Regions from separate parts of the Mus musculus genome. Here regions 2, 3 and 4 are each linked to region 1. Evidence: chromatin loops called from intact Hi-C (ENCODE). Cell type or tissue: left cerebral cortex. All regions are shown on one strand.

What was found. A loop is a pair of places that touch in the nucleus more often than their neighbours do. Peaks named below come from ENCODE experiments on the same cell type or tissue, not always from the same donor. Only the 100,000 strongest peaks of a DNase experiment are listed, where the experiment ranks them.
Region 2: a loop joins it to region 1, with 2.4 times the contacts of the local background. A loop is called at or near these places in 5 of 42 quality-filtered maps.
Region 3: a loop joins it to region 1, with 2.1 times the contacts of the local background. A loop is called at or near these places in 3 of 42 quality-filtered maps.
Region 4: a loop joins it to region 1, with 6 times the contacts of the local background. A loop is called at or near these places in 29 of 42 quality-filtered maps.

What each region holds. Positions count from the first base shown.
Region 1 is chr11:93,964,139-93,972,138 of GRCm38, forward strand. It overlaps Nme1 (NME/NM23 nucleoside diphosphate kinase 1), which reads right to left and starts at 4,134. Exons shown (of 5, transcript NM_008704.3): 1 at 4,083-4,134; 2 at 1,670-1,799. The coding sequence starts at 1,795. Gm35198 (a long non-coding RNA gene) reads left to right here and starts at 4,367. Exons shown (of 3, transcript XR_388959.3): 1 at 4,367-4,523. In left cerebral cortex, CTCF peaks have their summits at 507 (motif pointing right) and 4,419; DNase peaks (open chromatin) are centred at 1,474, 3,423 and 4,324; H3K4me3 peaks cover 1,820 bases; H3K27ac peaks cover 2,691 bases.
Region 2 is chr11:94,040,547-94,048,546 of GRCm38, forward strand. It overlaps Spag9 (sperm associated antigen 9), which reads left to right. Exons shown (of 29, transcript NM_027569.3): 4 at 3,026-3,120; 5 at 7,862-8,000. Among named protein-coding and RNA genes, the nearest start is that of Gm38951, 30 kb to the right of the region's middle. In left cerebral cortex, a CTCF peak has its summit at 5,904; DNase peaks (open chromatin) are centred at 3,611, 4,692, 6,165 and 6,256; H3K4me3 peaks cover 3,887 bases; H3K27ac peaks cover 3,028 bases.
Region 3 is chr11:94,273,448-94,281,447 of GRCm38, forward strand. It overlaps Gm38956 (a long non-coding RNA gene), which reads right to left and starts at 4,430. Exons shown (of 3, transcript XR_880146.1): 1 at 3,397-4,430; 2 at 3,238-3,304. In left cerebral cortex, a CTCF peak has its summit at 3,746; a DNase peak (open chromatin) is centred at 3,722; H3K4me3 peaks cover 928 bases; H3K27ac peaks cover 345 bases.
Region 4 is chr11:94,083,412-94,091,411 of GRCm38, forward strand. Spag9 (sperm associated antigen 9) reads left to right here. Exons shown (of 29, transcript NM_027569.3): 11 at 537-588; 12 at 2,836-2,966; 13 at 6,188-6,244; 14 at 7,147-7,320. Among named protein-coding and RNA genes, the nearest start is that of Gm38951, 13 kb to the left of the region's middle. In left cerebral cortex, a CTCF peak has its summit at 3,805 (motif pointing left); a DNase peak (open chromatin) is centred at 3,792.

The sequences.
Region 1 (8,000 bases):
TATCTGACCTCCTTAAGCCTCGCTTTCCTCCTAGCAACTGTGAGGACAGGAATGAGTAGCTCTCGGAGCTGTCATGAGAGGTGGAGAAGAAAACAGGTACTCACTACTCACCATAGACTACAGTGCTTGATGAATGGCTACATCACTTCACTGTACCTCCAGGACCTAATTCACTATGCAAGCCCACATCTGGCTCTCATTATTCCACCATGTTCTCCCTTAGCATTAACAACAGTCTACTCCTTATACTAAAAAAATCATATAAGGAAACAGGTGGCTGGAGAGATGGCTCAGGGGGGCTGCTCTTGCAGAGGTCCTAAGTATGGTTCCCCCCACCCCTATCAGCTGTCTCACAACTTATAACCCAAGTTCCTGGGGTTCTGGTACCATTTTCTGATCACATGCCCTATACATACATGGTGCACATTACAACAGATAGGCACACATACATACACATTAATACAATTTTTAAAGTTCTTTAAAATGTTTGTATGAGTGTTCTGCTGTATGTACAACTGTAAACCAGAAGAGGGCATCAGATCCCTTTATAGACAGTCATAAACCACTATATGGGTGCTGGGAATTGAACTCAGGACTTCTGGAAGTACACCAATACTCTTAACTGCTGAGCCATCTCTGCGGCCCCTAAATACAAATTTGTAAAAAAATAAATAAATAAATAAACCAACACTGCATCCAGGCACGGTGGTATACCCTATAATCCTGACACTCTGGAGGCAGAGACAGAGGCAGCACTTTGAGCTTGTGGCCAGCCTGGTCTACAGAGCAGATTCCTAGCTAGCCAGGACTATACATAAAAACAACAGGAAAATGATAATACTACTAATAATAATAATAACAACAAGAACAACAACTCAATATTGCAAATCAAATTTAAAATGTTCAAGGAACCAAAATCTTATTGCTTTAATGGGAAAAAAAAAATATTATCCCCTGATACATTTGCATTGGGAATTAGAATTGACCTTTCCTAGGTTTGTCTGAAGAAGGGCTCTTGGTCAGTCGGTCTTTGGCGTTTACTGGGATACTGCTGTCTGAGTGGGTGGTATGCACGGCCTCGAAGCACCTGGGATGACCAGGAAGGATCCGAAGAGTTCCACACCAGTTGTGGCAAATACGTATGTGTAGGATTTCCTAGGACTGTTAGAATTGTTTCCCTTCTCTGCTCTGTCAGAAGAGAAGCACCCCACAAGCAACACTGCAGATTTCTCCCCCAAAGCCCAATGTACCATGCCTGAGTCACGTTAGGCACTATCAGATAATAATCAGTAAAGCAAAGACTTTCTTCCTGACAACCTACTTCGAGGGTGGAGTGTGGGAGTTAGAAGGATGGTCTCTAAAATTATCTTCTTAGGAGGCTAAAGACCAAGAGCTCTAAAACACCCAGAGCTGAGTCAGAAATTACAGCCCTGCAGTAATACGAGGGACTTCAGGCTGGGGCGGGGAAAGAGAGCTTGCTATTTTTGAAAGCTCTAAATGACTTGGTTTGTTCTAAGATTCAGCCAGCAAGCTTAGTCACTGAGAGGGTTTCAGGCTCCAAGATAGCCTACCATGGAGACGTCTAGACAGGAGACAAGACAAGCACAGAAGTTACTGTGCAATGCTCCGCTATGCTCCAAAGACTCAACACAGGCAGAGGTCCACTCACCTGCAGAAACTTCAGACCAACAAGGCGGAACCCCTTCTGCTCGAACCGCTTGATGATCTCGCCCACCAGCCCCCGCTGGACCCCATCAGGCTTGATGGCAATGAAGGTGCGCTCACTGTTGGCCATGGTCCTGTGGATAAGCAAGCAGGGAAATGAAACAGGGCTGAAGAGATTCGCTCATCATGATCCTTTTCAAGCGGATTACCCCCATAAAGCTGGCTTTCATCTACTATGTCTACCCCAAATCTCTCCAGTAAAATCCCAATCCCTGCCCAGCTCATTCACCCACAAATTAATATCCTGAAGTGGGGGAGGGCTCAAAAACAGGAACTGAAATGTTTATTCCATTGATTTAGTAACCTCCTATTGAGCGTCTACTGGGATGGAGCTAAGGAAAGAGATGTAAACTAAGACATACACACACCAAAAAGACAGCACCTTTTTCAGTAAAACAGATTAGGGGATGTTGCACTGGTGTGGTTTTCCTAGGGAAAGCAACATCTGGAACAAGACGGTCTGACCTCAGACATTAAAGCCAGCAAGAGTTTTAGAGCCGAGCGTGGTGGTGCACACCTTTAATCCCAGCACTCGGGAGGCAGAGGCAGGCAGATTTCTGAGTTCGAGGCCAGCCTGGTCTACAAAATGAGTTCCAGAGAAACCCTGTCTCGAAAAACCAAAAACGAAAAAAAAAAAAAAAGTTTTAGAGAATATGTCACGACAACCATCTTTGGTTTTTACAAAGAATGAGATTTCCCAGCCCTGTGCAATTTGGGACACTTCTCAGGATGCAATGAGAAAAGCCAAGCCTGAGGATACATGCCAGTAATTATATCCCTAGGAAGGCTAAGGCAAAAGGGAAAAAAAAAAAAAATCAGACCAGCCTGGGCAACATAAGAGCCTGACTCAAAAAGCAAAGCAAAGCATAAAAAAAGAAAAGAAGGAAGAAAGAAAGAAAAGCAAGAAAGAAAGAAAAGGAAAAAAGAAAAGAAGAAAATGGGAAAGCAAACAAACAATGACTATGTTCTATCATAGATTGGGGAGGGACTCAGAAGGCCCAAGGCCTTATCCCTGCCTTGGGAGCTATTGGCAATTATTGGCAATTAAGGGGGGGGGGGCACTCTTCACTGATGTAGCCATGGGTAAACTGTCCATGCCACAGCAAATAACTCCTCTATCCATCAAGCAAGCAACTCCAATTAAACTCATTCAAACACACACAAACACACACACAGAGAGAAAAAATATAAGACATGAAAGTAGGAGAGAACTTGTTGGAAGAATTCAGGCTAGATGAGAGAGTGTAAGGGGAGAGGGTGAAATGACTAAATATATCACATACATGTAGAAAATTGTCAGAGAATAAAAAGATAAAAACTTGAAAGTCCATTATGTAAGACTAGCAATTAACATTTATTAAATTACATATTATGGGGAAAGGGCAATGAGTATTGTAACTAACCAATGAACTGTGGATTATGAGAAAAACCACAGCCCAATACCTAACATGGGGCATCATCCAGGAAGAAGACACCTGGAGAACATCCATTCCAGAATGTTCCATTTCCAGGGTACACTGCCTCACAAGATGAAAGGAGACTCCACCTTGAAAGACGATACCTAAGAGGACAGCAACACCGGCTCCTGGCTCTGTCTTTCTAAACTTGGGTTCACCTCTAATTTTATACCCTAAGAATGAGGCCTGAGCCAGCTAGACGGCCTAGCAGACCTTGAGTTGTACTACAAGCATGTGTTGGGTCCCACGAACCCGCTCCACAAAATTACCTTCTGGGGTTCACATGTGAGCTAGGGCATGCATGAACCTTTGCATGATCATTTTTGTTCCTGACTTCCTGTCCCTCTCGCCTGCCCGGTCTGTAAGCCAGTCCACCTATCTTTGATACCAAACCACGGGGTCTCGCAGTCAATAGGAGCAAAGAGCAGGCCTTAAGTGGCAATCGCGCCCCCCATAAAGAGAAAGACAGAAGCCACAGACTAGCTGGAGAATGTCTGAAGGAAAGATTATTCAGAAATGGCTGAAACATCCTCTATGAAAGCCTCTGCATACCGATCTCTCTTTCTTTCTCTCTTCACTCACATTCACACACACAGAGAGTGTCATTCATTCATTCAGCAAGCACCACCCGAGTACCAACTCTGTGCCCAACAGCGGACTGGAAAGAGAATAAGGCATAGCCCTGCCGCGAGCCGGACAGGAACTGCGGCCACGGACAAAGGCGAGCCCACGTGGCGTATCAAGCTGACAGGTCTGTACCTGGCCACAGCCTGCCATCTCCCTGCCTGCCATCTCCCTAACACCCCGCGGAGAGTGCACCCTTTAGTGAACGCCCACCTCCCTCCCCATTCACCTAAACCCTCAACTTGTCTCCTTGACTCTCAACTTGACCCCTCTTACCCCTTCAGATGACAAGGCTTTACCGCCGGCTGCGACTGCCCGCACCGGAAACGCTCCCCGGCCTCACGTGGTTCCCCGCAGCTGCTCGCACGGAACCTTTTCGGACAGTTCCGATTCAGGGGAGCCCTTTTAGCGGTACACCGCCGGTCCCCGCTTCTTCTGGGGAGTCGGATGTCATTCTAGGGAGCACTCGCCCAGTGTTTAACTTCCGACACTGGGTGTGGTGTTTTGGATTTTTTTACCCCCCCTGTCTGGCGGCCATCTTCTGTTTCTCCCCTACGGCTGCCTGTGACTCACTTCCTCCGTTCCCGAGAAAATCTAGTTTTTCCCGACAGGTGGCGCTCACACTGCATGAAGTCACAACTAGAGCTTCAGTGGCCGTGTCATTCCACCTTCCCTTCATTCTGTCAAGCAACAAATGTACTGAATCCTATGTGCCGGGTAGGAACATTCTAGAGCCTAGGGTTGAAGTTTACTTGGGAGCTTACTAGTAGGGTTGAGAATTGCGACAATAAAGAGAAAATTGATAGTGAACACACAGTGCAAGTGCTGATAAGAAAGAACAGAGCAGGGGGAAAAAATTAAGGCTGAGAAATCTCTGCAGAAGTGATAATCAAAAGGACCTACATGAAGGGAGAAAGCCCGTTATTACCTGAGAGCCAAGAATTATAGTGAATACCTGATGGTAGGAAACGCGGGAGGAGGGTTTTATTATTGTTGTTATTATTGTATGTAGGGTCTCATTATGTAACTCTGACTTTTCTGGAACTCACTGTGTAGATCAGGCTGGCCATGACCTCGCAGAGACTCCCTCTTAGTCTGCCTCCCGAGTTCTGGGATTAAAGGCATAACCACATCCGGCATTATTTATTTGTTTGCTTATTAAGATGTATTTATTTTATGTATGAGTGCTCTATCTGCATGTATACCTGCAGGCCAGAAAAAGGCATCAGATCCCATTATAGATGATTGTGAGCCACTACGTGACTGCTGGGGATTAAACTCAGGACCTCTGGAAGAGTAGACAGTGCTCTTCATCATTGAGCCATCTCTCCAGCCTCTTATTATTTATTTACATGTACACGCGTATGTCAGTGTATGAAGTGGTCAGTTCCAATGGCGGTGGAGTTACAAACAGTTGCGAGTGATCTGATGTGAGTGCTAGGAACGGAACTTGGGTCCTCTGCAAGGACAGTGTGTGCTTCATAGCCACTGGACCAGCTTGCCAGCCCAGATGATGTGTTTGTTTGCTTGCTTGCTTTTTTTGTTTTGTTTTTTGTCTTTTGTTTTTAATGAAATGGAGGGACTGGGGTGTTGGTCAAATGAGAAGGGCCTTGCCTGATGAATTCACAGCACTGGGAAGGCTGAAGCAGGATCATCAAGACTTAGAGGCCACCAGGATGACATAGAGAGAATATGTCTCTCAAAAAAACAGGCAGGTTAAAGAGCTCTGTGATTTCAAGACAAGCCTGATCTATATAGTGAATTACAGGCTAGTCAGCACAACTTAGCAAAAGCTTATCTCAAGCAAAACAAAGCAAAACAAACAAACAAAAAAGAGTCAAACACACATAGTCTAATTATAAAATGGGCAAAAGACAAGAATAGACTTTTCACAGGCAGAATATGCAGGGGGTGTGGAGGAGGAAAAGAAAAGCTATTGTCTCTAGCTCGGTGGGTAGAATGTTTGCTTGGCATGCACAGAGCCTTAGGTTGAATCCCCAACTTTACTTAGATTGGGTGTAGTTTCACAGGCCTGTAATCCCAGCACATCCAAGGTAGGTCAAAAGTTCAAGGTCATCCTAAGCTACACAGTAAGTTTGAAGTCTGCCTAGACTATAAAAGACTGATTTGAGAAGAAAAAGGGGGGTGGGGGGGGCTGGCAAGATGGCCCAACAGGTAATAGCACTGACTGCTCTTCTAAAGTCCTGAGTTCAAATCCCAGCAACCACATTATGGCTCACAACCACCTGTAGTGAGATCTAATGAGTCAGCTACAGTGTATTTATGTATAATAATAAATAAATCTTTATGCCGGACTGAGCAAGCAGACTTGATTGGAGCGAGTGGGGCTACTGCAGTGAGGAGAGGTCTGAAAAATTCAATTCCCAACAACCACTTGAAGGCTCACAACCATCTGTACAGCTACAGTGTACTCACATCCCTAAAATAAATAAATAATTCTTTTTTAAAAAGAAGAAGAAAGGAAAAAAAAAAAAAAAACCAGACATGGTAGCTCATACCTATGATCCCAGAACCTTCAGGGCTGAAGAACAGATAACCTTGAATTCAAGGCCAGTTTTACTTATGTATGGGTTTCCAGACTATGCATGTGCGCACACGCACACACACACACATGTTTAACTTCATTAGCCATTAGAGAGATATGAATTAAATCCGTGATGAGTTATCAGTACACTTGTAAAGATAGGAAAGTAAACTATAGCAACCACTTTCAGCTTTTGGGAAGCTAAATCAAGAGAGCTAAACATGTAAGGCTAGCCTGAACTACAACAGCAAGAATGTGCCTTAAAGCTGGGTATGATAAGGGCAGGAAAATCAAGAGCTCAAGGTCATCCTATGCCACTTAACGAATCTGAAATCCGCTTAGATTACATAGCACCCTATCTTGAAAAATAAAATTTTTAAAAAGGAGGGGCCAGTGATGATAACACTAAATATTATTGATGAGGTGAAATAGGATTTAGATTATTAATTAGAATTTAAATTATTCTGACTGAAAAAAAATTCGCTTGCTGGCTGAGGATACAGAACATTAGTAGAGCATATACAGAACCCTGAGCCCAATCTTAAAATGAGAAAAAGGAAAATTGACCTGCAGTCCCGGGTACTCGATAACACTAAATATTATTGATGAGGTGAAATAGGATTTAGATTATTAATTGGAATTTAAATTATTCTGACTGAAAAAAAAAATTTGCTTGCTGGCTGAGGATACAGAACATTAGTAGAGCATATACAGAACCCTGAGCCCAATCTTAAAATGAGAAAAAGGAAAATTGACCTGCAGTCCCGGGTACTCTGGATGCTGAAGCAAAAGAATCATGCTAGGTCAGGAGTTCAGGGCCAGCCTAGGAAACAGTGAGAATCTCATCTCTGAAAACAAGGAAAGACCTAGATTATAGCAAAAATTAAATACTGTATTATTTCATTCATGTGGCATTCTTTTGGTGTGGTAGATCAGATCTAGGGTCTCATAAATACTAAGTATATATGCTACCACTAAGCTACATATATCTTCAGCCTGTATAAAACATTGTTAAATAACAAGAAATTGGGAACGAATTAGTGGTTACCAGGAGTTAGGGATAAATACAGGGTACAAATATGTCTCCATAAAGAGGTAATCTAAGGAAATCCTGGAATAAATGATTGGGGGATTGAGACTATGGTGCCCAGGCTAACTCAGTCTCTTGAGTGCTAGAACTATTGGTATGAGCCACTATGCCTAGCCTATTTCAGAAAACATGAGTTGTTGCTTCTGGTTGGTTGGTTAGTTAGTTAGTTAGTTAGTTAATTGTTGGTTTTGTGTATGTGTGGTTTGTTTGGAAACGGCCTCAAGTAGATCAGGCTGGCTCAAGTGTATTATGTTGCTGGCCTAGTTCTGTATCTTGAGTGTGATGGCAATTGCTCAAATGTACATGTTGAAAGGTCGGCTAAGGAACTTTGGGAAGGTCATGAAACACTTGCCCCTCCAGAAGGGAGAGGTTAATTAACACTCCTCAGACTACAGGGCTGGAACTGACCTACCGGTGGGAACACATTCCTAAAGATGGACCTTTGCCCACCTCAGACAAGGGAAGTCCTTGTCACCTCATTCCCTAAAGACCAATCAATTTAAAGGGTGCACTGTTCCGCCAATCATATTGTGCCTAGTTGCTGATGCTCTAGTCCACC
Region 2 (8,000 bases), 76 kb after region 1:
TGAGACGGTTTAAGCACATTCTTAGTGTTTTCTTAGGCCAACTTATCATTTCTCCCTATTGTACACTTTGAAATTTTTAGAACGATATTCTAGGGTGATGTACCCAAAATCCTATGCCAGTTTAGTAACTTCTTGTTAAATCTGGTCTTTCTGATTCTATGATTTTAGGGTTTTTTTCTATGCCGTGTGTGTATGTACCTGTGATATGTGGTGTGTGTATGGGCATTTTTGTCTGCATGTATTTCTGTATACCATTTGTATATCTAGTGTCCATGGAGGCTAGAAAATGGTGTCAGATCCCCTGGAACTGAGAGTGCCTTGTGAGTGCTGGGAATTAAACCAGGTCTTCTGGAAGAGCCTCCAGCACTCTTAACTACTGAGTTATCTTTGCCATTGTTTGAAACAGGATGTCATATAGTTCAGGCTGGACTCAAACTTGCTTTGTAGGTGAGGATGGACCTTTAAACTACTCATTCTTACCACCAATGCCAAGTGCTGAATGCTCTAGATGTTTTTCTGAGATGTTTTTCTCATGAAATCTCACTGGTTTTAAGACAATAGTTTTGAGAACTGTATGTAGAAAGATTCAAGGTGACTACAGAGTCTGTGCTCCAGTCCAGTTGTTTTGCTTTTTGGTTTTGTCAGTGCGGAGTTGGTCTTTGCTGTGAAGACAACTCAACCAAGGGCAGTCTGTGCCTGTCCTAAACAACAGTTTTTCAGACAATACAGTTGAATCCTTGATGAGTCCAGCTCTTACAGAATTTACTTCTAGCTACGTGAATTAATTTGCTTACTGGGGAATTAGTAGCTTATCTGAGATGGAGGAGGACTAAAACTAGTAGACTTGGTAGAACCTCGTATAAAATAGGCCCTGGTCTACTCTCACATCTTTTCTCTATCTGAATGTTGGTCTTTCCCCTCCCTCCATCACTCCCCCCATTTTTAAAATCATAAGGATAATGTGAATTATTTAAAAATTTTTACGTGCAATGTATTTTTTATTCTGTTTGTGATATATAGCTTGTTATTTTAAATATATCAGGAAATGCCTTAGGGTGTGGGATTTTCTTGTGGGTGTGAGGAAGAAAGGACAATGAGTTCATTGCTTGCCTGGAGAGTTAACTAAAAGGCCAGATGCATCCTGCCTGGGTCCTACAGCATTTAACTACTCAAGTAGCTGCTGCATCAATCAGATTTGAGTCCCAGCTTTAAAGCTAATGATGGAAAACATTTTATTGTTAGCTATTTTACTCAGGCAAGTTATTTTCTCCTGTACCTGGGGATTATCTGTAAAATTGTGATATAGTGAGGGTTAAATAAAGAATATTTCTGTTAAAGTGGTTGGCATTCAGTATGATAGCTGCTGTTTTTCCTGTTCCTCAGTCCTAGTAAGGGCTACTGTAGTGTGGTCTGTGTTTTCATATTAGACTATTTTGGAATGCCAGGATATTATCTCTGTAATCAGTCCTTTGAAGGTCTCAAATATAGTTTTTTTCTGAATTTTAAATAAGCATTTAAAATAATAGAGAATCTATTTGGATGTAAAATTGGTTCTATCTATACATTTTGCTTATTAATGAATTACTTATAAAGGCAATCTGAAGGAGGTTTCCTTTTTAACACTCTTCCATTTGAACAAATCACCTCTATTTGATTACTCTATGGATGTGAGAACTCAGCTAATGCTTTCTAAGGCCTTTCTGACATCTGTATTTGCATATGTTAGGTCCAGCATTCGTTTTGCTGTATTAGTCTCAGTTTATTATTTTCTTGATACAAGAAGAAAGCAGCTCATTATTCCTGATTTGCTGACACAACCAAAATCTTTTTAATGCAAAATTCTTAAATTAGTATGGAAGAGAAAATAGACATTTAAATAAAACTTGTAAATATCCTTGTGATTCTGTATTCATTTCTCTTTACTGTTAACAGTTCTCATTTTGACTTTTGACTAGCCTTTTTTTTTTTTTTTTTTTTTTTTTTTTTTTTTTTTTGGTTTTCTTTGTGTAGCCCTGGCTGTCCTGGAACTCACTTTGTAGACCAGGCTGGCCTTGAACTCAGGAATCCTCCTGCCACTGCCTCCCGAGTGCTGGGATTAAAGGTGTGTGCCACCATGCCCTGCTTATTTTTTTTTTTTAAGTTTTATTTTTATTTGTGTGGTGTGTGTGTGTGGAGGCCAGGTGTGAGTTCCCATGGACGTCACCTAGATTTGAACTAATGTTTTTTAAAGATTATTTTTAACAACCCCCTTCTCTTTCTGTGTGTGTGTGTGTTATATGTCAAGGTCAGAGTACAACTTGTAACTTTTCCTTTACCACGCACAAGAGCCCTAAAGATGAAGCTCCCATCATAGTCAGCTTTTCCAGCATATGATCCTTATCTAGGACTCAGAATCAAAGACATTTCTAATTTTTATTTTCTCATTTTAATTTTTATTTCTATTAATTTGTTATTATTATAGCTGATTATATTAAATATTGATTTTAGTAAATTAGCACAGGAGAAAGTAGTTTGAAATTCTTTCAACTATAAATCTACAGAAAAAAATTAGAAATACTATCTTTCAATTGAAATTTATTTTTATTCTGGTAATTACTATTAGTATGGAAAGATGAATATACAGAATTTTTCTCAAGTTTAGCATTAATTTTGTTGTTTTCCACTTAAGTTCACAGGTTTCTCAAATGCTATTATTGTTAATCAGCAGTCTCTTAGAACCTCCTACCAAAGTCTATATACTAATTTGTATTTATACCAATATTTTTCATTTAATAATATCACATATTTTACAAAATTGCTATGCAATACAAAGGAAGATAGATATTAGCTACATTTACTGATGTGTCTTAACTGTGAGCATTTGCTATTTCTTTGCTACCACAAGTCTTTCATCCTTAGGATTTATTTCTTTACATGAAATAATAATCTTGTAAGAAAGTTGTGTCAAAATGTTTCCATTGTTATAATTCTTTGTTTTATTTTAGGTGATAGTCTTAAATTTTCTATTTTTTCTTCCTTAAAATAGATGATCCATAATTATATGGAACACTTAGAAAGAACCAAACTTCATCAGCTCTCAGGGAGTGATCAACTAGAGGCTACAGCTCATAGTAGAATTAGGTAAGCTTTGTTATATACACTTTTGCCTAAGAAAATGTGGAATCAATAATCCGTCTTTTTGTTTCTATTTTTCCTGTTTTTCCATCTGAGAACAATATTTAGTCTGCTTCCCCAAAATCTGTACAGGAAAGGAAAAGAATAGTTTGCAAAAATAGAAATACCATTTAAAAAGTTAAATTATGAGCTTTATAAATTATAAGCAACATAGTGCAGGGTTTTAATTATTTTCTTGATACTTGATGGGCATTCAGAGTAGGTTTGAAATTTTCCAGTTTGTGGGTATGCTGAAATGTTTCATTTCTCCCATATAATTGGTCCTTTTTGTTGCACAGAGGCATGTTTAAAAGGGTTAGCCAGCCATCTGTTTGATGTAGGAGTGTGAATAAATTATGTAGATCGCTAGGTATTGTAGCCAATGGGCTAAGCCAAGACTCTTAGTGGCGAGGAACGTAGTTAATAGGCTGGCTCTCTTCTGGGTTGCTGCATAAATGCTAGGAGCTGCAGCTCTATGGTTATGAGGTGGGGGGAGCGGAATGACGTCATCGCTTGGGAGCCGCTGCAGGATGGAGTGGAAAGCTGCTGCTGCTGGCATTGTTTTTGTGGCAGCAGCTGAATGACAGATCCTCACTACAAAGATACCCTTTTGGCCCCTGTGTAGGCCTCCTGGTTCGGACATTTCACCATGCCAGCACAGCGCCATGAATCCTGGATGCATGCTGCTGTTTGTGTTTGGCTTTGTTGGCGGGGCGGTGGTCATTAATTCTGCGATCTTAGTATCTCTCTCTGTTTTGCTGCTTGTGCACTTTTCTATTTCTACCGGGGTGCCAGCGCTGACGCAGAACCTACCAAGGATACTCAGGTACTCTGTCCACTCTCTCGGAAGCTCCTGCTTCACTGGGGTTTTTTTGTTTGTTTGTTTGTTTGTTTTTTATAATTCTTAGGACCATGAGTCTGCTTTGTAACCATTTCTGCTGCAGATTCAAACAATGGAAAACGGCCTCGAGCTAGGATGTCTATTAATTTGTAGGTTCCTAAATGGAACTATGTTTTGTGTTTGGAAATCACAGACCAAAAAAAAAAAAGGATTCTCTGTTGTACAAATATAAGGTCAGCGTGGTCACAATGCTGAAGAGTAAGGAAGCACAAGAGCCCAGTACCAGGTCGAAGTCTGTATAGAGCTCTGGATTTAGCTTCCGAGTATCGAGGGACAAATGGCTTTTATGCTTTGTATTGCAAATGGTTGGCCACAGAATGTAGGTTTATTTATTTATTTATTTTTCTTTGAGTTATCCTTTGCCTAATGTAAGGTTTGATGTCAGTTTTATAGTTTGAGTAACAGCTATGGAAACTGATATTTTCCTGCTACTATAAAATATATTTTAAACTAAAAAAAAAAAAAAAAATCGAAAATCTTAAGACAAGACTAGAATGCCTTCCCCTCCGTTATTTGCACATCAAAGTTGTGAAAGCTTCACAAAGCCTATTCACTATTGTTTGGTCAGACGGTGCCCTTTCTTTTCTTTGTACTCCTGGGTGACAAATGCCCATTCCTGCTTGTGGGGGTGGTCACCAGGCTGCATGCTTAGCTGCTGTTCTCTGCGTGCAGCCAGTGTGAACCACTTTCCAATGCCTAGGGATTTGCTGTCTTGTCTTCTAACTCATAAACTCAAAGAATCTGATCTGCTCAGATTTCTCTTTTGTACATGACTTGAAATTAAGATTCATAGACTATAACTAATTAGTATCTAAGTGATGATAAAATATGTTTTAATGGTAATTCTGATTTAGGCAAGAAGAATGGAAGTAGCTCCTTTCTTTCATGTGATTCTTTTTATTCATAGGCCAGCTCATGTTTAATTTTTAACACTCAGAAATTAGTTTTCTCGTATAGTCTAAAACTAGGTACTTGATCATTTATTTTCTTTCCTAATTATATTTGTTTTTTCAAACAAGTCATGTAGCCTAAGCTAACCTTGAACCCCACAGGAAGTCTCCTTCTCAGTGCTGGAATTACATACAGTTCTCTGCTGGGTTCTTTCCTGATGTATAAAATTGAGAAACAGTCTGACTATTTTGTATATGTTAGTACCTGAAAGAGTTGTATACAAATCTATGTATATTTAGGATATAAGGAAACTAAAACTTGTAGGCTTAAAAATATGTATAATATTAATATGACTAATATTAAGGGCTGGCTTAGGCTATGCTGGAGAAGTATTGCCATACAGTAACTAAGACTTTGGAGTTACCTTGTCCCATATATGCAGCCTTTGGTGATTTGTTTAATCTCTTAGGTTCCTTCTCTTAAGGTATTTTACCTCAGTGACTGATTTTAAAAAATCAAGCGAGCTATTTTTTGCACTTCATTACAGTTGCAAAATATATGATCCATTATATAAGTAAGTCATTTGTGTACCTCACATTTTTAGTAGAAGTGACTTTTAATCTTAGTCCTGCTGGTTACTAATATATAAAGCCTTAGAACATCATCTTCCCTATTGTAAAATCTGGAAAAGCAGTCCTGTTTCCTGGTTGGTTAGACCAGATAAAGCACATCAGTTTATCTGGCTCAGTTCTTTCAGGTATAGCCAAAAGGCTATCTGAAATACATATTTTCAAAAATCATTAGTACACATAAGCTGGTATTTAAATAACCAACTAAAAATCAATATATACAACTGAAGCTACTAGCTAGAGACTATAACAAGATTCAGACACTTGTCAGCCTTGCTTCTGTTAGGGAGTCAGTGGCTGGACAGCGAGAGCAGGTGCTTCAGTGTAGGGACTGAAATCTGCCACTTGGTATTTTTCTACAGGTTCTCCTTTTTTTTTTTTTTTTTTTTGGTTAACTTTTCTGTGATTTTTATTGAAGCATATAATACAAACAGCATCAAACATGCATGACAACAAAGCTCAAGACTAGTGTTTGCCTTTCACGAACTTTGTTTTGAGAGTAGAATATTGTCAGACTTATGTAACTGCATCTCTTGCCCCCATCAGCTATCTAATTGGTCAGTCCGCAGAGGAAGAAGCACATGGTGATGCTAATTTTCTAGATCTGGAGCAGAGAAACTCCAAGCATATTTGACCCCCTCCTAGAGATCTGTTTTTCTCAAAAAAGTGATAAAAGCAAAATAGAGAGTTGGGCGTATAGATGGAATAGGAAAGGAAGCTTGGGTTTAAAGAAGACTGCGCACTCCATATGTGTGGAAAGGAGTTTATGTGGGAAGATGGTGCCAGTGATGGGCTTGTATCTCAGGAAATCTGCGCTATCTTCCTAGCTTTATATTAGATAGACTCTGATTAAATTCCTACTTGCTTCTCCCTTAAGGCATGAAGGCTTGTTAGATAAAAGTCAGATAGTAGTTTGGGAATTTCTGTTCCCAAAGTAAGTTTTTCAAAATTGGGAATAGACAGCAGGCTAGCAACTTTTCATTCTGTTAACTAAAGGAAACCAAAACACTTGGCTATCATTTAATGAGAAAAAAAGAGGATTGCAGTTTAAGAACAAAGAAGCAGAAATGATGTAGTTTAAAGTAAAAGCTAATAAGTCTCAAGAAGAAACAAGTTCTATTGCCTGGAAATAGAAACGTGTAATGTGCAGTATACTCTCTATTAGGAAAAATAAAACTCTTTGTCACTGACTTGTGAAATAGCTGACTAGTGTTTACTTGTTTCAGATTTAGATTTATTTACTACTTATTGGAGTATGAATGTGGAGGTCAGAAGACAGCCTGTAGGAGCTGGTTCTCTCCTTCTGCCATGAGGGTCCTAGAGACTGAACGCAGGTGTCAGGCTTGGTGCCAATTGCCTTTATCCACTGAGTCATCCCTCCACCTTCTTTGTAATGTTTTGGAGACAGGCTCTAATGTAAACAGGCTGGGCTCTATTGTGCTTTGTGTACAAGGATGACCTTGAACTCCTCCTCCTGTCTATCTCCTACGTGCTAGGACTCCATCACTCCCAGTAAAGAAAGACTTGGAAAAGAGCTGCTCTTTTTTCCTAACAGAAGTTTTCTCATCTGCACTCTGCCTAAAAGAACTACTGTAATATGATTTGTAGAAAACCAGAACTTAAATAAAAATGTTTTGGATTTTTACTGTTGAATAGTATCCCTGTTTCAAAGAGTATATTCATTTTCCTCTAGGCAGAAAAGGCCTACTGTAAAAACACTGTAGCTTGAGGAAGTGGAAAACTAGGAACAGGGACTGGGGAGGCCTTTGCCTGTTCCTTATGACCACTAACCTCCATGGCTAACACTCAGCAGCTCTTCTCCATGTTTACCACACCAGACCACCATCAAGTTCTTGGCAGAGGCAGCTGTGGTAATGCATGCCTGTACTCTCAACATACAGCGGGCTAAGGCAGAGGATCTCCAGTTCAGGGTCAGGCTAGGCTAAGTTCTGAGACCTCACCTATGAACAGCTCCAAACTTGGCAGGTGAAAACAGTGTCTAAACAGTTTTTCCACACTTTTCTTAACTTGTGGAGCCAATGTAAAGCTTTGAGGCTGTTTTTTCTCTTTGGTATATACTTATTTAGGTGTGCGTATAGGATTATGTAGGAGAGCTGATTGCAGATTGAGAATAAGCTTTCTACAGCCAGGGGAGACCCTGACCTTGTTATCCCCTTGCCTCATCTTCCAAAGAGCTGGGATTTTTCTATCCACAGCCCAGGCTTAAAATCACGACAAATAAAAAACTAATGAGAATGTTTCATTTTTTTCTCCCCTCTTCAAATAGAAAAGAACGTCCTATATCATTAGGGATTTTCCCTCTACCTGCTGGAGATGGATTGCTTACACCTGACACTCAGAAAGGAGGCGAGACCCCAGGATCAGAGCAATGGAAATTTCAAGAATTAAGTCAACCACGTTCTCAT
Region 3 (8,000 bases), 310 kb after region 1:
CCCCTTCCTGTCTCCTGTCCTCCCCAGCACTGGCAAACACCAGGGTCACAGAGTCAAAGTGACTCCTGAGCGTGGCTACCTCCTGGGCCACCACTATTACCAGCTTTACCTCCGAGGTGGCAACATTTCCTAACTGGGCCCCTGCTCTCCTTCTCCCCTCCCTGACCCATTTTTCTTGTGCAGACAGGAACCTCCTGACAAACTCAGGTTGCTTCTCCCTGCCCTATCGACTGCTTCAGACAACTATTCTTACACGTGGAATAGAGTCCAGAGTCCTCACCAGATGCTACAATATGCATGCGAACATGCACACTGTCTATCTCTCATTGACTCTGGTCTAGCCATGTAGCCATGTGTTTCGCATACACAGGCTACTGTTCCAAGACTTTGGTTCTTTGCACTGTCCTGACCTGGAACTTTCTTTCCCACCGGTGGGCTTGGCTCCCTCTTTTTCATGAGCTCTCAGTTCAAACACGCCAGCAAGCCCTTTCCTGCCTACCTCATCGAAGAAGGAACAGCACCTTCTTCGGATCATTTTTTTTGGTAGCCCTGCCCAGTGTTGGTTTTCCTGTTTATGAGGTGTCATTATCTCTAAATTGTAAGTGCTGCACGCACAAATCCTACTGTGTGCTGGCATACTCCAGGGACTAGAACTGGGCCTGGCACAAGGCAAGCCTGGCATACACGCTTAACAGGGCAAAAATGAGAGGGCATCCAACAGACAGAGACACTGGCAGAGGCAGATCTACTGGGCACAAAGGACTCGGAGCACGGGCCTTCATGGCAGGTCTCACGTTCTCCAATCCCCCTGTCTCAGAGTATACCACCAATTTCTGCTGTCTCCCAATATGGACTCTGGCCTCAGCCATGGGTTTTCTTTGGCCAGGGAAACATTCACAGAGTTCAGGGAGATAAGCTGAGGCCTTATCAGCTCTCTGCCTCACCGCAAGAACATGCCTGGGCATGCCTGCAGCGGGGATGCAGAAGTCCATTCACAGTGTGGACCAGCCAGTGCACAGGCCTCACCGGCAGGTGTGTGTGGGGTGGGGGTTGGGGGTGGGGGCAAGGACCAGCATGACTGTGGCCCAGGGAAAGGTAGCCAAGTTGAGTCTGCAGGCTCCAGATCCAGGAGACCTGGGAGCTAGGCTGTGTAGGCAAGACTGAGCAGTGTAGCATGAGACTTCATATTGCCTTGAGCCCCAAGGACACACTAACTGAGGGGCCGAGGAAATGGGGAGATCAGTGAAGTGGGACAGGAAGAGGACACAGATTGCAGTGTGAGGTCATTGCTCCTAAGGTGGGCTGAGTCAGGGACAGGAGTTCTGAGTCACTCAGAGGATTCTACCCGCCGGTCACATAGCTCCCCATTCAGGTCCTTCAATCGCATTCCCCCTTTCTCTCCCAAGACATTCAATACTTCTTATTTCCTGTTACAGCTTACCTGTCTAATCCTAGTCATTGCTGTCAAACTTTAAAATTAATTCTCAGGGGCCAGAGAGATGAGAGTACAAGGACCTGAGCCTGGATCCCCAGGCCCCCCGGCTGGGCATGGCTGTGCTCTAATGGTGGGGACAGGTAGATTCCCAGAAATAAGAAGAGAGCAATCAAACAAGCCACTGGTGTATTCCTCTGGGCTGTACATGTGTGTCAGCATTGGCATTTGTGTGCACGCGCACACGTACACACATATAAACAAACAAACAAAACAAAACAGATATAAGACCCAATGTAATCTACATAAAGATTTAAACCATGCCTGAGACAGAGTTCAATGGCCCTAGCCATGGAGAGAAGGCTGGCGTAGGAATTCTCTAGAAGCACTCAACTTGTCTGGGCGGCTTCACCGAGCTTCGTGAGGTCTCTGACCCACATCTGCAAGCGGTACTCTGAGTAGCCAGCTGCCTACGGGAGGCAGGTTGGAGACTGCCTCTTGGCAATGGCAAATTCAGGGAAATTACAGAGGTTGGTGTTTGTTGGTTTTGGTTGCTTAGCAGCTACACACCATGGTGGAGGTGGGGCTAATCCAGAATGGGAACCCCCTACAGGCCAAAGATCCCTCACAACATCCCTACAGAGTTCGTGGGCACTGAACCTGGGCCCCCTGAGAAGCCAGGGCCATCAGAGATGCCATTCATCATGTCCCCAGCAACAGCATCCAGGGGCAACTTGACCCTGGGGGCAGCAGGACGGTCCTCTAGAGTCCTTTCCTGTGGTTCTACTGCAGTCTTATGGGTTCCTGGACAATTTAAGAGATGGGTCTTCTTAGTTTACCTGGTGATTCTGTGGACTGCTCAGTCACCCTTCCAGAAAATTCTCACTGGGCAGAATTAGCCAGCCTGGTTTTCTGCTGTGTACAACCAGTAGCTCGTCTTTGTCTACCTTCTACCCCACCTCACCTCTTAGAAACCACATCCAAGAGCCCTGTCTCCACCCTTCAAGTTACCAGGAGCACAAACAAACCCTGCGGTCCTGGAGAAGATGAGTCAGCCTGTACCAGAGTACCAAAAAACAGGGTAAAAGGTGTGACAGGCTAGTGTTGGAATTGTCAGCCAGGCTTCTTTCTTGGTGTATCATCCTAGCCTGTGATGTATCATAATGCCTTAGTTTATCAAGGCTGTGCTGTGGGAGCTTGACTGCTGAACATTGGAGTTCAGAGCCTTGCCTCAGCAAAACCCCAACCATGGGAGGCATTCTCCTGCCTCACCCCAGCTTCAGCATCTGGGTGCCACAGAAGTTAGGGGACAGAGATACCAACATTCCCAGAACACCCTACACGTATCTCCACATAAACTGGACATGGTGGACTATATGGTTTGTCTGGAAAGAGAGGGACCGAGATAGCCCAGTCCTCCATTTCCTCCTCAAGAGGCTGAGACAAGGTTCTGGGGTCAGAAGACGCTGAGGGTCAATCAGTCTGAGGTCTGGATGGACCATAGACTCCTTGGATGTACCCAGCAACGGTAGACATTGGCAACGATGTATCTGAAATATATAGACATTTGCAAAAGATGCTGAGTGAGGCCAGAGGCCGTCTTTGTAGATGTCCACTAAAACAAATTAGCATCCAAAACCAGAAGCTATCTCCATGGCTCCAACTGGAAGGAGAAGGAGGAGGGACACTTAGAATTCGCCAAGGCAACCTTGAATTTTTCCAGAAAAGAATGCTTTCACGCCATGCAACATGGGAAAAGGAGATGGAGGTGAAAATTTCCATGGACAGAAAGTAAAAACACTCACACGTCTGACTTGAGGGCCTGAAGTCTGCCTCCATTATAGAGATCTCACTCAGGAAACCTTGCTGCCCCTGGTGCCCACGAAGACAAAAGCCAAGGAGGACATGGTGAGTTTTACAGGGAGAGTTTGACATCTAGGTAAAATGACTTTTTCAGTAGGCACCTGGGGTATACCGGGCTCCTGGAATGTGCTGGACACCATGCTCAAAATGAGATGAGGCTCCCCACTCTCTTGGATAGCGCTCAGCGCAGTGGGGATTATCATTTTGCTGACGAGGAAAGCACAGTATAGGGTACTGAATGAAGGAGTCAGACTGCATGCTTCCCATAGCTCAGTTAAATCACGCCAAGCGGCTGCACGGATAGGTTTCTGGGACAACCAGGAATACAGCTCTGGAACTTTAAACCCGAAGGTGGTGTTGGGAGAGATGGGAGGTTCCGGAGGGAAGGGATTTACTAAGGCGCAGGTTCTTGGGGCGAACTCTGGAAGGCGTTGTGCGACCCCTCGTGGATGTGAGAGAAATAACAGCGTGGCACTTCCCTGCGCATGCGTTGCGTCGGAGTACCTAGTTCAGCTGGTACTCAGAGCTCAGCGAGGAGAGAGGAGCGCTCATGTTGTATGGGGTTAAAACCCAACTCAGCTCTGTGACTATTCTAGAGGATCCGGGTCTGGGGAAGGGCATTCTGGGAAGATAGAAGGGAAACAGATCTTCACTAAGTGTTGACTGCCCACGTGGAAATAAGATGCAAAAGTGAAAGATGAGGGACTCATCAGGTAGTGATAACTGCTGCTCAAACCTGGTGTCCTGAATCCGAACCTGAGTCAGGGTAGAACATGAGAAAGGATTCCGGAAAGCTGTCCTCTGACCTCCACAGTCGAAACGAAAACGACATACTCCTTCACACTTACTTGGAGGCTAGAATTAAAAGAGACGGCATATGCACAGTTCAGCCACTCATGTTGGAGGCCAGCAGAGGACTAAGGTCTCTCTGGAGACTGCAGTTTCAAACTATTGCAAGCAGAATGTCTGTAAAGACACCCACAGTGTCACTGTGCCGGCTGGAGGCATTCCTCCAGGGGTCCAGGTACTCGGCTTCCCTCTGAGGGCCATGGTGAAGTATGGAGGAAACCCTCCAAACACCTTTCTTTCTTTCTTTCTTTCTTTCTTTCTTTCTTTCTTTCTTTCTTTCTTTCTTTCTTTCTTTCTTTCTTTCTTTCTTTCTTTCTTTCTTTCTTTCTTTCTTCCTTTCTCCCTCCCTCCCTCCCTCCCTCCCTCCCTCTCTCTCTCTCTCTCTTTCTTTCTTTCTTTCTTTCTTCTTTCTCTTCTCTCTCTTTCATGTGTGTGTGTGTGTGTATATGTGTATGTATGTGTGTGTGTGTATAGTGTGTAGTGTGTGTGTGCCCGCGCTTGTCCTTATACAACATGTGAAAGCATACAGGAGCCTTTGGAAGCCAGAAGAGGGCATCAGAGCCCTTGGAAGTGGAGTTACAGGCCTTTGTGAGCCACCATGTAGGTGCTAGGAACAGAAAGCAGGACCTCTGGAAGAGCAGCAGTGTCCTTTAACTGCTGAGCCATCTCTCCAGACCCCCTTTTTAAAGACTGACTCTCATGTAGCCCAAACTCACTATGTAACCAAGGATGACCTTACACTTCTAATCCTCCTGCCTCCATTTAACCATGAGTACTTGGGGGGGGGGGCGGGGGAAGAGGGCAGCATCTATCTTTTATATACTACATAATTAAATTTTAGAAAGAAAATCATTTCTATTTATTTAAAAATTGAGTATTTGTAATTTGCTGCTCCCAGGATTTTTATCCTATAATGAAATGTGTTCTTTTCTCACAAATTTACAATTGTTAAGTGCATTGGTTAGCACTGTCAGTTTACCAGGATCTAGAATTATTAAGGGGACAAATTTCTGAGCATGCCCGTGAGGAGGTTTCTAGACCAGGCTAAACTAAGGTGTGGAGACCCACCCTACATGTAAGCGGAGATCCCAGAGTGACTAAACAGGAGAAAGAACACTGAACATGGGCGTTCATCTCTGCTTCCTGATTGTGGACGCAGTGTGACTGGCTGCTTTCTGCTCCCACCATGTCTTCTCTACCATAATGGACATCATCTTCAACTCATGAGTGAAATAAGCCCTTTCCTTCCTTAAGTTGCCTTTGCCAGGTTGTTGTTGTTGAAAGAGCTCTGGCTGTCCTAGAACTGACCATGTATATCAGACTGGCCCTAACTCACAGAGATCTACCTACCTCTGCCTCTCCTGGGTGTGCCACATCTGGTTAAGAATTGTTTGATTTTTTTAAAAAAATTGTGAAGCTGGACAGATGGCTCAGTGGTTAAGGCATGTGGTGCTCTTGCAGAGGACCCAAGTTTGAGCCCCAGAACCATCAGAGTGGCTCACAACCGCTGTAGCTCCAAGGGACCCAATGCCTTTGGCCTCTGTGGACACTGTAATCACCTGCCCACACTCACACATAGGCATGCACACATACACATAGTCAAAATAGAAATACTGCTTAAAATGTGCATGCTTCTGTGCACATGTATGGAGATAAGAGAGGGCGTGAGTGTCTTCCTGCCCCCCTTTGTAGCCTCTGTGGAGTCCTTTGAGGCAGGATCTCTTCCTGAACCTGGGGCTCATTTTTTTCCTAGCTCGGAGGGATGCCAGCGAGCCTCAGCAACCCACCTGTGTCTGTCGTCCTCAGAGCTGGGGTTACAAGCATGCCGAGTGCCTATCTTGTTATATGGATGCTGGAGTTTAAACTCTGGTCCCCAAAATTGTGCAGCAAGTGTTCTTAACCACTGAGCGATGCATCTCTTCAGTCCTCAGGGTGGGGTTGGGGGAGTGGAATCAGATGGGATTTTTATTTTATTTTATTTTATTTTATTTTGTTTCGAGACAGGGTTTCTCTGTATAGCCCTGGCTGTCCTTGAACTGAGAAAACTGCTTGCCTCTGCCTCCCAAGTGCTAGGATTAAAGGCGTGCATCACCACTACCCGGCAAGGATGGGACCATTTTAAATGCATGGAAAGAAAGACAAGTAAAAACACTCTCAAACAGAACAAGACAGGAGAAAAGGAAACAAGACACAGAAACAACCTCCAAGATGTTCTGTCAGCTTGGGGACCAGTGCACTCGTCCTTCAGCCCAGCCATCTTGTGCCTAAGAATTTCCCTGTAGAGATCGACATGGGTGTTTGGGTAGACAAGGGTCTGGAAATGTGAGCTTCAATGAGGAATCTGGCAGAGTACATCAGAGCCACACCCTGGAATACTCTGGTGCAGCCCATTAAAAAAGCCTACAATTCTCTACTAGGGCTGAGCTGTTCCCCCTTGGAGGGAATTTGATCAGCCTGTATAGGTTTTCCTTTAGTGAGTCTATGGTTTTTGTGAAGGCTGGAGAATACTCAGATACTATTTAGTTGTTTCAGTCTCGTATCCCAAGAGCCAGGTTTTTGGTTTTCCTTTATCTTTCCTTGTTGTCATGGTGACAAGATACCCAAGATGAAAGATGGATGATACAACTGAGGAAAGATTCCTTTTGGCTTCTGGTTTCAGAGGTCACAGTTCATGTTCATACGGTACCACCACGCAGAGGGGCACTGGAAAAGCAAAGCTGTCCTCATGGCAGCCCAGAAGTGCAGATGAAAGAAGTGACCCCGCCCCAACCTCACCTCAGTGACCCCCTTCCTCCAACTAGGCTCACCTCCTAGTTATCACTCTTATGATAGGCCCATAACCTCTCAATGGCACCACCAGCTGGAACAATGGGCCTTTTGTGGGAAGACTTCTCATCCAAATCCCAATGAGCTAGTATTTTCTGAAGCAGCCAGGTTTCTCACCCCTCCCCTTCTTGTACTGTTTATCAGGTGGGAAACTATGTTGGCCTTGGACTCACTGAAAAGGCCTTTGGGGCTCAGTGGTGCGCATGCGCGCGTGCACACACACACACACACACACACACACACACACACACACACACATATAAAACCTCTGCACAAGTAGTATGGTGTTTGCCACTGGAAACACTGTCTTTATTATGTTATACACCCTACACTATACAATCTGTCCTTGGCTGGGGGAGGGGTCAGTAGAACATTTTCTGCTTCCCAAGGTTAATTGGTACAAACATCCTTTGAAAAATCAGTGTGGACAAAGGGCAGCCACACTGTGCGCTGCTGAGGCTGGGAGTGCACATATGAAGATGGGGGTGATTTGGTGGAGCCGGTTCTCTCCCTTCAGCCTTGGCTGGGTTCAGGAACCCAGGTTGTAAAGCTTGGGGGTGTCTTTGGTGATGCATCTTACCTGCCCATAGACCACATAAAAAAACTTTAAAAAGCAATAATGGTTAAGGAAAAAATGTCAGAAAATCGAAGCTATGAAGGAGAACTGGCTTTCCTGGCTGAGGAAAATCAGCATAACCCTCTCTAGTTAAACCCATGCTGTCTTAGCATGAGTTAGACAAGACACCAACGGGGAGATGAGAGACAGGGAAAACAGGAAAGGTGAATCTCAAATCATCAGGCCGGCGGGGCCATTAATAGAAGCGCAGTGAGTACTGCTGGGTGACTGCGTGCACACATGCACAGGGAACAAATGAGCTGTGAGAACAGTATGGGATGAGTGGAGGTTGCCCTCAGCTGCAGCCCCCACCCCACTGAGCCTGTTTCAACAGGTGGGGTGATTCGGGGTGCTTGTTTATGGCTCACCACACCCTGGCAGGCCAAAGTACATTTCCATACCCATGCTCAGGTC
Region 4 (8,000 bases), 120 kb after region 1:
TAAGGTAAATCTTAAAACAAAAACAAAAAACCTCGTAAGGACTGGAGAGGGTGCTCAGGGTCTAAGAGCACTTGCTACTCTTCCAGAGGACCTAAGGTCAGTCTCTGACATCCACATTCGTCATCTCACAACTGCCTGGTGCACACTGACATGCTCACACACAAATATAAACAAATCTTTAAAAAACAAACAACAACCCTTAAATCTTCCATTTTTTTAAAAAAAATGTATTATTTTCCTCCATGTAGCTTGCTTTTGTTGTTGCTTTCTGTTCCTGAGATAGTCTTACACAACACAGACTGGCTTGTAATTCAGAGTGTAGCAGAGGATGGCTTTGAACACCTGCCCTCAGTCTTCAGCCTCTCAAGAAGTGATAACAGGTTTCCAAGTTGAAGGCAGCAGTCTGCTACCCTTTGGGCAAAAGAAAAGTAATCTTTTAGTGGCAAATAAAACAATTTACCTATTCTTTCATTATTTTTGGAGATGAGTTCAGTTGTAATAATATTATTTTGTTTTTATTTTTTTTTCCCTACTAGAGCTCGTGCAGAAGCTGAAGATGCAAGGCAAAAAGCAAAAGACGATGATGATGTAAGTTTATGATTGGGGACTGTTTTTCTTATAGCTTTTTGATATTTTGGGATTACCTTACTAATACTTATTTTAGAAATAAAGTAAAAGATAGATAGATAGATAGATAGATAGATAGATAGATAGATAGATAGATAGATAGATAGATAGATGCATGCCTTTAAAAGAAGACATGTTTCTGGGTCATGACTAAGCTGGCCCATGTTTCCATATGGTATCCACATGCTGTATTTTCTAGTGTTACATGCTCACTTTTTCTCAGTGGTTCAGTACTCTGACCTGTGTTAGCATGCTATTATTTCTAATTTTTTTTGTTTTGTTTTTGGTTTTTTTTGGTTTTTTGTTTGTTTGTTTTTTGAGACAGGGTTTCTCTGTATAGCCCTGGTTGTCCTGGAACTCACTCTGTAGACCAGGCTGGCTTCAAACTCAGAAATCCGCCTGCTTCTGCCTCCCAAGTTCTTCTGCACACACACAAATTAATTAATTAATTTTATGGGTTTTGTCTGCCTGTTTGTGTGTCACATATGTGCCTGATCCTTAATTAATAAAACAATTAAATTATTTAGATGGGCTTGCAAGATGGCCCAGCATGGAAAGGTACTTATTACCAAGCTTGATGACCTGAGTTCAATCCCCAGGACCACATAGTAGAAAGAGAGAACACACTCCCACAAGTTGTCTTCTGTCCTCCATGTGTGTGTTTCAGAATGCATGCATCCAGACACATACATACATAAATATGTATCACGGGCTGGAGAGATGGCTCAGCGGTTAAGAGCACTGACTGCTCTTCCGAAGGACCTGAGTTCAAATCCCAGCAACCACATGATGGCTCACAACCCTCTGTAATGAGATCTGATGCCCTCTAAAGGTGTGTCTAAAGACAGCTACAGTGTACTTACATATAATAAATAAATCTTTGGGCCGGGGCAAGCGAGACTAGAGTGAGCAGAGGTCCTGAGTTCAGGACCATCAACCACATGATGGCTCACAACCATCTGTTCAGCTACAGTGTACTCATATGCATAAAATAAAATAAAATAAATATTTAAAAAAATAATAAATATGTATCACACACAAAACACATAGACAAAATAAATAATACATGTAAATGTAATTTTTAAAAAACATAGAATATTGCCAAATATATTCTCCACCCCAGAGGAAGTCATGATCCGTTATCGTTTATTTAAGTAAAAAAATAATTTCATCATGTAAATATGTACACATTGTTCTAATTATCATGAACTGTCACCCTTTTCTCAGACTACAGTCACCTCAAAAAAAAGAGTCTCACTTGAGTGATTGTCTTCAGTGGTCTGTGACATGACTGAGGGATTGTCTTAATTGCCAGTTGATAAAGGAGAGCCAAGCCTATTATGGGCAGTACCATCCCTATGCAGACGATTCTGGGCACCATAAGAAAGCTTACCAAGCATGGGCAAGAGAGCAGACCAGCAAGTAACATTGTCCTGTGGTTTCTACTTCAACTTGTACTTAGGTTTCTGTCTTAACAACGAAACACAGAACATTATAGTACAAGCCTGGAATGGAGACTTGTGGATTTTTGGAGTTTGGTTTTTGTTTGTTTGTTTTGTTTTGTTTTTTGTGCCTACTCATAGGGGGTATTACTGCGTTGCAGAATTCAGACCTTTTGTTGTTGTTGTTTACTTTTTTGCTTTTTGAGACAGGATTTCTTTGAAGCCTTGGTTATCTTACAATTAGCTCTATAGACCAGGCTTCTGCCTCCCTAGCCCAGGTATTAAAGGCCTGTACAATACCCACTACCACCCACCACCCAGTAGAATTCAAGTCTTTTGTTATTTGTGGATGACTTTTGTTTGAAGAGGTGGGCTAAATTCTGAGGCAGGAGGACAAAGTAGGAAAACTGCTAAGGTTTGAGCAAAGCTTCTGTCTCACTGTTCCATGATTTCAGTGATGATCTAAAATATACATGCTTCTCTGAACAAAGCAAAACCCTATTATTAAACCTACCTGCTTCCCCAGAAGAAAGCTGAGAAATCAGCAGGAGAAGGAAGTTAACTTGGGCATGCTTTTTGGAGACTTATTTCTGTCTATCTTCCATGTTCATATCCTATTCTCTAGCAATAATTCTGTCTTAATTCTTTTAAAGTCATTGAGTTAGAAATAAGAAATGCTTAAAAACTTCAGATTTGGTTTAAGTGTGAGTCTTAACACCAAATCACATGTAACTTCCCAGAGTGATGTGCTATCCTCTTGTTATAGAGTGACATTCCCACAGCCCAGAGGAAGAGGTTTACCAGAGTAGAAATGGCCCGAGTTCTCATGGAGAGAAACCAGTACAAAGAGAGGCTGATGGAGCTTCAAGAAGCTGTTCGATGGACGGAGATGATCCGGTCTGTATGAGAAGTGCTCTGTTGCTTCCTGCTGTTTCCTTAGATGCATGTGTTCTTCACTGCCAGCCAAACCCTGCCTGAGGGTTCACTAGGAGAAACCTCAGTTGACATTTAGATTAATAATAGAACAAGATCGGGGATGTCCCACAGCCTTAGGTGTCTGAGATAGTACTGGGCCTTGGAGGATAATCTCATAACTTGTAAGAGATAATTGTTGTTACTTAGGAATAATGGTCATTTTTCCAAAAAAAAAAAAAGGAAATAATATTCTTTCTCAATGTCAATTTCACATGCAGTATATGAAAATATATATAGTATCTTCCTATTAAACATACTTATTTGACTGCACCCTTCTTTCTCTTCATGTAAAATATATTTTCCTTTGGCATCTTTCAGTCAATCAAATCTGTGTTTTTATCATTACTATGTTTTAATGGTTCATACTCATGGAGTTAAGTGCCAGTGTGTGCATACAATGCAGTACAGTCAGATCCAGCCTCCTGCTATTCACTCTCCATACTGTGAGCCTCGAGCAATCACTCTTTGCAATCAAGCTGACTTCCTTTTTTTTTTGTTGTTGTTGTTTTTTTTTGTTTTGTTTTGTTTTGTTTTTCGAGACAGGGTTTCTCTGTATAGCCCTGGCTGTCCTGGAACTCACTTTGCAGACCAGGCTGGCCTGGAACTCAGAAATCCACCTGCCTCTGCCTCCCAAGTGCTGGGATTAAAGGTGTGCACCACCACACCCAGCTTGACTTCCTTTTTAAACTCTACTTTTGAGAGGACACATAGTTGTCCTTTATTGGCTCTTAAATCTCAGTGCTGCCATCTAGTGATCATGGTCTTAGTAAGTGTTCCCTCCTTGAATTCAGAAACAGCTATAGAAAAGTTTGTCTGGGTTTGGTGACAATATATGGGGCAGACTCTGGTTGGCCTTTCCTTCAGTCCCTGCTCTACACTTTGTCTCCGTATTTGCTTCCATGAGTATTTTGTTCCCCTTTCTTAGAAGGACCGAAGCACCCACACTTTGGTCTCTCTTCTTTTTGAGTTTCATGTGGTCTGTGAATTGTATCTTGGTTATTCCAAGCTTTTGGGCTAATATCCACTTATCAGTGAGTGCATACCATGTGTGTTTTTTGTGATTGGGTTACTTCACTCAGGATGATATTTTCTAGTTTCATACATTTGCCTAAGAATTTCATGAGGTCATTGTTTTTAATAGCTGAGTAGTACTCCATTGTGTAAATGTACCACATTTTCTGTATCCATTCCTCTGTTGAGGGACATCTGGATTCTTTCCAGCTTCTGGCTATTATAAATAAGGCTGCTACAAACACAGTGGAGCATGTGTCCTTGTTATATGTTGGAGAATCTTTTGGGTATATGCCCAGGAGTGGTATAGCTGGGTCCTCAGGTAGTATTATATCCAGTTTGGAACCTCCAAACTGATTTCCAGAGTGGTTGTACCAGCTTGCAATCTCACCAACAATGGAGGAATGTTCCTCTTTCTCTATATTCTTGCCAGCATCTGCTGTCACCTGAGTTTTTGATCTTAGACATTCTGACTGGTGTGAGGTAGAATCTCAGGGTTGTTTTGATTTGCATTTCCCTGATGACTAAGGATGTTGAACATTTCTTTAGATGCTTCTTGGCCATTCGATATTCCTCAGTTATAAATTCTGTAACTTTGTACCTCATATAGTTGTCTCCTGAGAGGCTCTGCCAGAGCCTGAAAAATATAGAGGTGAATGCTCTCAGCCAACCATTGGGCTGAGCATGGGGTCCCCAATGGAGCTAGAGAAAGGACTGAAGGAGCTGAAGGGGTTTGCAACCCCATAGGAAGGACAACAATGTCAACCAACCAGACCCCCCACAGAGCTCCCAGGGACTAAACCACTAACCAAGGAGTACACATGGAGGGACCCATGGCTCCAGCTGCACATATAACAGAGAATGGCCTTGTCGGGCATCAGTGAGAGGAGAGGCCCATGGTCCTGTGACGGCTTGATGCCCAAGTGTAGGAGAATTCGATGGCAGAGAAGTGGGAGTGGGTGGGTGGGTAGGGAAACACTCTCATAGAAGCAGGAAGCTGGGGAATGGGATAGGAGGTGGGGGGGGGGCGGGGCGGGAAAAGGGATAACATTTGAAATGTAAATAAAATATCCAATAAAAGAAGGTTTTCATAAAAAAAGAAAATATTCAATAAAAAATAGTTTATCCCTTGCAAAACAGAAAAAAAGAAAAGTTTGTCAACTGACTTTCCATTGATTTACTCATATTCTTGAGTTTGGATTATCACATCAAGTTTATACATTGTTTTTAAGTTTGTAAACCCAACCTCCAACCCTTACCTTCTCATACACACATCATTTTTTTGTTGTTGTTTTGTTTTTTGTTTTTCAAAACAGGGTTTCTCTGTGTAACCCTGGCTGTCCTGGAACTCACTCTGTAGACCAGGCTGGCCTCGAACTCAGAAATCCTCCTGCTTTTGCCTCCCAAGTGCTGGAATTAGAGGTGTGCGCCACCACGCCCAGCACACACATCATTTTTAGCCCCACTTGCTTATTAAGTGGCCTACCAGAGCAGTGTAGTTCCAAGCTGTTTTGTGAAAGTTTAGAGTACAGATAAAAGAAACCTTAAAGTAAGAACAGGAATTTATAAAGCAGTATTTTAAAGAGGGAGCTAGAGCTTTGCTTTGCTTTGCTTTGATTGTTGTTTTGTTCTTTGAGAGGTCTTATTCCAAACTGGCTCCAGACTTGCAATCCTTCCACCTCAGTCCCAGAGTGCTGGGATTAGAGTTATGTGCTGTTACACTCGGCCTGAGTGCCAGTGTTGTTCCTCAGAGCCCTACTCTTGTAGTCTAGCCACTTGAAAGATGAAGGCAAGAGGCGTTCTTGAGACCAAGAGTTCAGGGCTAGTCAGAACAGCAGAGTAACTCCTTGTTTCTTAATAACAACTATAACAAGAAAGGGGATAAGTCTTAAATAGCAACCCTGAGACTTATTGGCTATTTGTCTAACATGGGAATGCTCTAACAAGAGTCTTAGCTTCTCGTTTAAGAAGGTCTAGCACTCTATCTAAGCAAGGTTTGACTTAGCAGACTTTCTCATGAAAGGTCACTTGCTTAAGTGAGTTAATATGAGTTAAGTTGGTTCACTCTCTTACATTTCATGAGTTTCTTAGAACACCTATCTAATAATATGTTTGTTTGTTTGTTTGTTTAGGGCCTCACGAGAGAACCCAGCTATGCAAGAAAAGAAAAGGTCAAGCATCTGGCAATTGTGAGTGAGGGCCGGGGTCAGACAAGAGCGTTACCCTGACCTTTCCCAGTGGGGAGGAGATAGCTAAACTGAAGTTCTTCTCTTTAATATACAGCATGCCAACTCGGTAAGGCTGTGCTGCAGGACCCAAAGTAGGCTGTCGTAAGCTGCACTGTGTTGGTTATGCAGTGGCTGGACTCTTCTGCTGGTGTACATAAAACCATGGGGGAAATGGTTCTAAAATTGACAGTCTCAGGAATCCTCACCAAAGGGATGAGGAAAAGTGTAGTATTTGTACTGTTTGGTTAGTTGTCTTGTATGTGTTAAACCTGACTTTGTACCAGAAGTACTGTGTGTTTATTGAAGTTAAAACTTATCCTTTTAAGATTAATCTGTTTACTGGAAGCATAAATGTTTTAAAACTGTGGACATGAAAATAGTTCCTTAAGTTGAGCTTAGAAAATTCATGCTATGAGTTAACTTGGTGATGTGTGTTCTCAGTGTAGCAGACCTTTGTATGCGCTGCACACTAAGCTTTGGCTGTTATCACGGTCATCCCCCTGCTGCTCACTGACCACTGTGACTTTGTCCCACATAGGACCTAGCTAGCCAAGGAGCCTTCGTATTGTACTTGTTTGTAGGAGCTTTCAGTACGCAAGAGCATCTCTTTCATTATGGAACTTGCTTATATCTAGCATTCTAAGCGGTAGCTATTCCCCCGAGTGTCCAAGTTTGGTTGTGACTGACTGCTAAGGCGATAGTATAACCATAAAGCTGGTTTTGCTAATGTCTAACTCACTGCCTTGTAAAGTTTTGAAATTTTCTTGATTATAAAAATTTATGGAAAATTGGGGCTTGGTTTTCACAATGCATGTAATAATAGACATATCTGTGGGTTTTGTTTGCCTCTTTTATTTTGTTAGTTTCAGCCGACTTTTTAGCTCTTCAAGTAATGCAACAAAGAAGCCTGAACCCCCTGTTAACCTGAAGTACAACGCCCCCACCTCTCACGTGACTCCCTCCGTGAAGAAAAGGAGCAGCACTTTATCTCAGCTCCCTGGGGACAAGTCCAAGGCATTTGATTTCCTCAGTGAGGAGTAAGTATGCTGTGTCACTCTTACTAACTCCTCAGGAACTTGTAAGAGACTGCAGCCAGGCACAGTAGCTTATGTTAATCCTGTACTCAGTGCTGAGACAGGAGAATCATCACTAGTTCCTTGCCAGCCTTGTCTGTATAGACAGTTCAAGGCTAGCATCAGCTGTACACATAAACTCTGTCTTCAGAACAAAGGGGACCATTTTGTGTGTTGGAGTTATGGATAGAAATGGGAAGAAGAAAAAAGAAGGATGGCTTTCTATAGTATAGATGGATGCTTTTAAGTAAATTGCCCATAGAGCTTAGCAATGTAATTTTAAACCAATGAAAGCTGAGGCAGGAGGATTATAATTTTTAGGTCATCCTGGGCCACAGAGTGAGACTCTGCCCCAAAATGAGTGAGTGAATGAATGAATGAATGAATAACTTGTAGCCAGTGTTTCTTATGAAAATTGCACTTAAGGACTAGTGAGCTGGCTCAGCAGGTAAAAGTGCTGCCATCCTTGATAAACTGAGATCCATTCTTCGGACGTATATATTGGAAGGAGAGCACGCTCTTCTGGCCTCTGACGGCACTAGGCATGCACATGGAATACAGACATCCATGCAGGCAAAGCACTCGAAACACATAAAACTAAAAGAATTAAAACTAAATTTAAAAAAAAATCAAAAGAGGATATA